Linked DNA regions of Homo sapiens: region 2 is linked to region 1. Evidence: chromatin contacts called from ENCODE Hi-C data. All regions are on one chromosome and are shown on one strand. The core of a region is the stretch at or near the end of the contact, and the rest is flanking DNA. Distances in the headings are between cores, read along the strand shown.

Region 1 (2,862 bases), core at 260-2,759:
CACACTCCTTGATTGTAACAGATGGTCAGCTTGGAAATAACAGGCATACCAGCTATGTTTCTCTCTCATTTATATTACCTTTTTGGAGATAGTTTTCCCAAATCACATTACTATACGTGAGACCTCAGCTGCTTGGCTTCCGTATACCACTCTTCCTAAGAAAAATGGAATTGATATTCTATGTGAAGAAACGCCTGGGTCCATTCTAAAAAAGCCCATCAGGCCCAGGATAGTTTCTTCAAGGTTTAAGATGTCCAACAGAGCACTGAGTCTCTGCAAGGAGATCAAGCATGGGCTGGATATGTTAAATAATATAAAGGGAGGCAGCAAGGGCTCTCCCCTGCTCGTGTAGGTGAGGAGAGGACCTGTGGGGTGATGGAAATTGTGTTAGGGACATATAAAGAAAGAGAAAGACAGAGATGGCTCATGGGCCTATATGGCAGAATTCTCTCTTCCTCCAGGTAGGTCGGCCTTTGCTCTATTAAGACCTTCAACTTTGCCGGGCGCAGTGGCTCATGCCTGTAATCCCAGCACTTTGGGAGGCCAAGGCGGGCAGATCACCTGAGGTCGGGAGTTCAAGACCAGCCTGACCAACATGAAGAAACCCCATCTCTACTAAAAATACAAAAAATTAGCTGGGTGTGGTGGCGCATGCCTGTAATCCCAGCTACTGGGGAGGCTGAGGTAGGAGAATTGCTTGAACCCGGGAGGTGGAGGTTGTGGTGAGCCGAGATCGCACCATTACACTCCAGCCTGGGCAACAAGAGCGAAACTCCAACTCCAAAAAAGGGGAAAAAAAAAAAAAGACCTTCAACTGATTGGATGAGGTCTTCCCACCTTATGGGGGAGTAATCGGCTTGGCTCAGAGTCTACTGATTTAAATGTTAATCTCACTTAAAAAAATACCTTCACAGCAACATCTAGAATAATGTTTGACCAAATACCTTGGTATGGTAGTGGCCTAGCCCAGTTGACACATAAAATTAACAACCACAGAAATGAAGAGACAGAATGGCATGATGGAGAGAGAGTTGGAGCCATGGGCTAGAGGAGCCACTGAGGGTTTGGGTTCCAGCACTGGAACCACTGGGACTTGAATCCTGACTCTACCACCTTTCAGCTGGCTAATCCTTGGCAAATTTCATGCTCTCTCTGGAGCTTCGTTTTCTCATCTCTCTGGTATTGTGAGAGAATGTATGTAAAGCAGCATAATGCCTAGCATATAATATGCTCTCCGTAAGTACCCACTGTTTATCGAGTTTTCTAATGTTATAAGTACCCACTGTTTATTAAGTTTTCCAATGCAGACTCCAGAATACATGACCTCATCTGTACAGTGAGGGAGCTAGACAAGGCCTCTCCAGTACTGATTTTATGACGGGTCCAAGTGAAATGATTAACTGGACGCCCTCTGGTTATTGTGTAGTGCCGAGGCCATGAAGCTAAACCATACTTTGAGTCTGAGCATTTGGAATTAGCATTTGGTTCTGGGATTGGAAATGTTTTCTTATCAAGGAAGGCTGTTTACTGCCTAGCCCATTAGTCACTTCCTTTTTACAGCCCCACACACGTTTTCACTGTCTATAAACTGCTAGGAATGTGTTTCTTCTTACTGTAAATGCTTCTCCCAGAGCATTTTTGACTCTACTAAGATTGTTGCCTAATGGCACACCTTGAGCGCCCAGAGTTGAACTGTTGGCTGTTGTTTTTTTTACGAGAATCTCACCTTCATGTTTGGGAGCTTTTCATTTAGTGCAATGTTTATCTTTCCAGTGGAGCTGCCCCACCTGACACGTCAGCAGGCCCTCCGTTGTGCAGAAAAAACATGTTTACTCTGAGGAGCTGGAAAGTGCTGTCTTGTCATGTCTTTTCATCGTTTTCAGCAGTGCTTTCAATGATGTTGCTCACTTTCATTGTGTGCCTCTTCCCTCTCTCCCTCTTTGTGCCTGTCTTTCTTTCTTCCCTGTTCTTACTACTGTTCCCTCCCTGGGGGAGTTTTGTCTTTTGTATCATTTGGCAGCAGCTGCCCTTGGCCATCCCTGGGACTCCAAGCCAGGTGGAGCCACTGCCCCTGTGGCACTTGCCCTGTTGTGCCCTATACTGCTTCTCTGACTCCTTCTGGAGAGGGTTTCCTGGGTGAGACCCTGTTCCCCTGGAGGTGACCCTCCTCCCCCAGCTGCAGACAGTCCAACATGGGAAAGGGCTTGGAGCCTTTTGGCAAAATAGACCTTTTTTGAAAATAAAACTTTTTTTATTTAATGTGAGAAAAGCACCTAACATCTACTCTCTTAGCAAAGATTGTGAATATGATATTATTAACTAGAATCCTCGTGTCGTACATTAGAGTTCTGGCCTTATTCATCCTACATACCTGCAACTTTGTATCCTTTGACCTACATCTCTCCCTTCCCCGCAATTCCTGGTAACTACCTCTTAGTTATGATGATAAATCAGTTAATACAGGTTGAGCATCCTTAATCTGAAAATCCAAAATCTGAAATGCTCCAAGATCGGTAACTTTTTGAGCACCGACATGACACCGCAAGTGGAAAATTCCACTCTTGATACCTTTGCTTTCTGATGGTTTCATGTACACAAATGTTGTTTCATGCACAAAATTATGTAAAATTACCTTTGGCTATATAAGGTACACATGAAACATAAATGGATTTCATGTTTACACATGGGTCCCATCTCTAAGATATCTCATATATATGCAAATAGGCAACTCTAACATCTGAAACACCTGTAGTCCTAAGCATTTCAGATAGAGATACTCAGCCCATACACATAAAACTAGTGCAGTGCCTGAAGCATACTAAGTGCTGTTTAAGTTTAAGCTGTTATTGTTGCAGTTTCAAG
Region 2 (2,862 bases), core at 250-2,749, 830 kb after region 1:
CCTCAGTCCTTCCTGCTAGTGCGTGAATTTAATGGGTTATCACCTTAAGATGCATAAGTGTGGAAAACCAGCACAAGCAATCACTAAAAACAGAAACATGGTTAAATTTTGAGAAATACAATTATATTCCACCAGAATGTGTGAAGAACCAATTATATATAAAATCTTATACTAGGTGTTTCAAGGGTTACAGAGTTGTTTCTCGCTTCAGAGACACTTGGAACAATTGAATATAAAACACATATATGTAAACTGTATAGCAGATATTTTTCCAATCACTGATGAAGGTAGGTGGAGTATAAAAACAAAAGAACGTAGGCCTGGCACAGTGGCTCATGCCTGTAATCCCAGCACTTTAGGAGGCCGAGGTGGGTGGATCATGAGGTCACGCATTCAAGACCAGCCTGGCCAAGATGGTGAAACCCCATCTCTACTGAAAATACAAAAAAAATTAGCCAAGCGTGGTGGCAGGCACCTGTAATCCCAACTACTCGGGAGGCTGAGGCAGAGAATTGCTTGAACCCAGGAGGTGGAGGTTGCAGTAAGCCAAGATCATGCCGCTGCACTCCAGCCTGGACAACAGAGCAAGACTCCATCTCTAAATAAATAAATAAACAAACAAACAAACATAGACTGTAACCTCAAGGAGCCCTAACTTCCCAATGTGCAATGGGAGATATTATATACCTAAAAACTGCTCCTAATATATCCTCAGAGCCCTCTGAATTTTCCATTCATGGCATTTTTCAATTGGCATTTATATCTCCATATGTATATGTATATGCGAATATTGTCTATCTCTCCCATTAAAGTGTCAGGTCCCCAAGAGCAGAGTGAACATTTGTTTAGTTCACAATTACAGCTTCAGCACTTAGCACAGGGCCTGGCATTTAATAGCATTCAATAAAGATTTGCCATGTAAATTGATGAATGAGCAAATGAATGAATGAACTGAATTGCTAGGTTATAGTAAAGCTGCATTTTGGGGTGGAGTAGGTGAAATATTGGAGTGCAGCTTAGAATGAGTCACGGAGGACTAAGATGTCTCTAATTTGCTAACTGGACAGAGGTAACACCATTAAATGACTATAAGCACTATAAAGTAAGTGAATTCAATTTCTGTCCTTGAAAGAGATTGAGAATGGTCAAGTGGGGCATTTAGTTCCTCATATTATATAGGACATATGCTGATGAGAAGAGGCAGGGAGGATAATTGCAATCACTAGCAATCTGAAAAGAATCAATTATAAGACCATAATTTTTCAGGATTTAAAAGAAACAGAAGTAGCCCTGGGGCATAGGCTATTCCTGTGGTTGAAAGGCTTTCGGCAATCACAAACAGGTTTCGCTGTAGACGCCAGACATATGTCAGGAACAGCGAGAAGGAAGAAGAGAGGGAGGAGAGTTGAGAAGCATAAGGCAAGATTTTTACAACACATTTCCAAAAGAGGTGTCCTAACATCGGATAATCCAATTTAAATTCAATGCAATTTAAATCCGTGTCGCAGATGCCCCCTGCTGGCTGTGGGAAGGCGTGAGCATTAGCAAAGAACTGAGCAAAGAGCAGATTGGTTCCAGGCTGCTTCCTTCTGAAGAAACACTACGAGGTTTCTTTCCACGGACTAAAAAGAACATGTCTGGAATAGATACCCAGGAAAGAGAAACACAAGCTTCTAAAACACTCGCTAGCCGTCAATGTCCACAGCCGAGAGTAAGACATTTGCCGGATTAGAGACCAGAGGAGAGAGGAGCTCCTCTGAGTTCCGTGCAGCTGAGAACTAATCTGAGAGGTAGAACCCAGCAGAGACTGACAGAGGGAAGAGGGCCCAGAGGGTCCCTGCGCGGGCCTATCAAGAGGGAGAATGCATTTTGCTGAAAGCTGGAACAGCTTTCTTCCTGGCTGCTCATTTAAAACTTCATATCAGTGGAGTTTGCTCCTTGTAGGTGGCTCCGAGACAGGGTAATGGATGATCTTGAAAACCCTTAGCGGGAGTATAAGAATATGCTAGTGGAAAGTCGGCTCAGTTCTGGGGCTGAAATCCTCAACTTGCCAGGATCCTCAGCATGGCCCCTAAAATCAAGATGGACTCTTAACTGCAGAGAAAGGCAGTGCCGGGTGATTGTGGTGGAAAGAATCTATCATTTTGGCATCTACCATCTACCCTATTTCTGAATTTACCTACTTCAGTTTGAACTACAGAAAATTCACTCATTGCTTGTGCTTTAACAGCATATGAAAGAGAAGTTTAGTAATAGTGTGATATCATGTTAAAACATGTATTTATTTTCTTACTTGATTTATATAATTAATATATGATACATGATGGAAAATGACTCTATGGTTAGTTAATATGAAATACTCCTCGGGTGCTCCAAATGATAAAAAGGTGAAGAAAATGCTAAGGAATATATAGTAGTAGTAGTATTAATGTGTTATGATATGACTTCAGAAATGAAAGCTCTGTTTCTAAACACAAGTGAATCATTCCCTAGCAGTGTTTTAGGCTTTCACTCATATTAGTGATTAATTACATAATAAGCCCCTTCAAACTATAAGATGGCTGAAAAGATGGAACTGACAATGTCATTTGTGTCAAATATATTCACAGAAAGCACGTTTATCTATTATACCCTTTCAACTCTTGATATGTTCTAACGTTTCCCTTCAGCAGATTGTCTTAATAACAACTCTTTTCATTTTTATGTTCAAGCTGTTACCTCAGCTACCCCAGGTTAGCTCATTTTCAGTAAGGGACCATCACAAGTAACCTGCAGTAACAGACTAGGAAGTCTCCCAGGGTTCTTGTTTAAATAAGCTGACTTAATTTCTTAGGACCATGGTGGACAGAGAAAAGCCTGTGC

The links. A loop is a pair of places that touch in the nucleus more often than their neighbours do. Pooled maps may share reads with other maps.
Region 2: a loop to region 1 is called in a map with no recorded cell type, with 6 times the contacts of the local background. The contact joins two enhancer-like sites. A Hi-C loop is called at or near these places in 9 of 37 single-sample maps with no recorded cell type and 10 of 50 pooled maps.

What each region holds. Positions count from the first base shown.
Region 1 is chr1:162,348,407-162,351,268 of GRCh38, forward strand. The region is part of intron 6 of NOS1AP (nitric oxide synthase 1 adaptor protein); the gene reads left to right. Among named protein-coding and RNA genes, the nearest start is that of MIR556, 7.3 kb to the left of the region's middle. Within about 2 kb of position 1,510, at least 9 of the 41 ENCODE cell types and tissues checked have a DNase peak (open chromatin) inside an H3K27ac peak, as active enhancers do.
Region 2 is chr1:163,173,477-163,176,338 of GRCh38, forward strand. All of the region lies in intron 1 of RGS5 (regulator of G protein signaling 5), which reads right to left. All of the region lies in intron 2 of RGS5-AS1 (RGS5 antisense RNA 1), which reads left to right. Among named protein-coding and RNA genes, the nearest start is that of RGS5-AS1, 13 kb to the left of the region's middle. Within about 2 kb of position 1,500, at least 9 of the 41 ENCODE cell types and tissues checked have a DNase peak (open chromatin) inside an H3K27ac peak, as active enhancers do.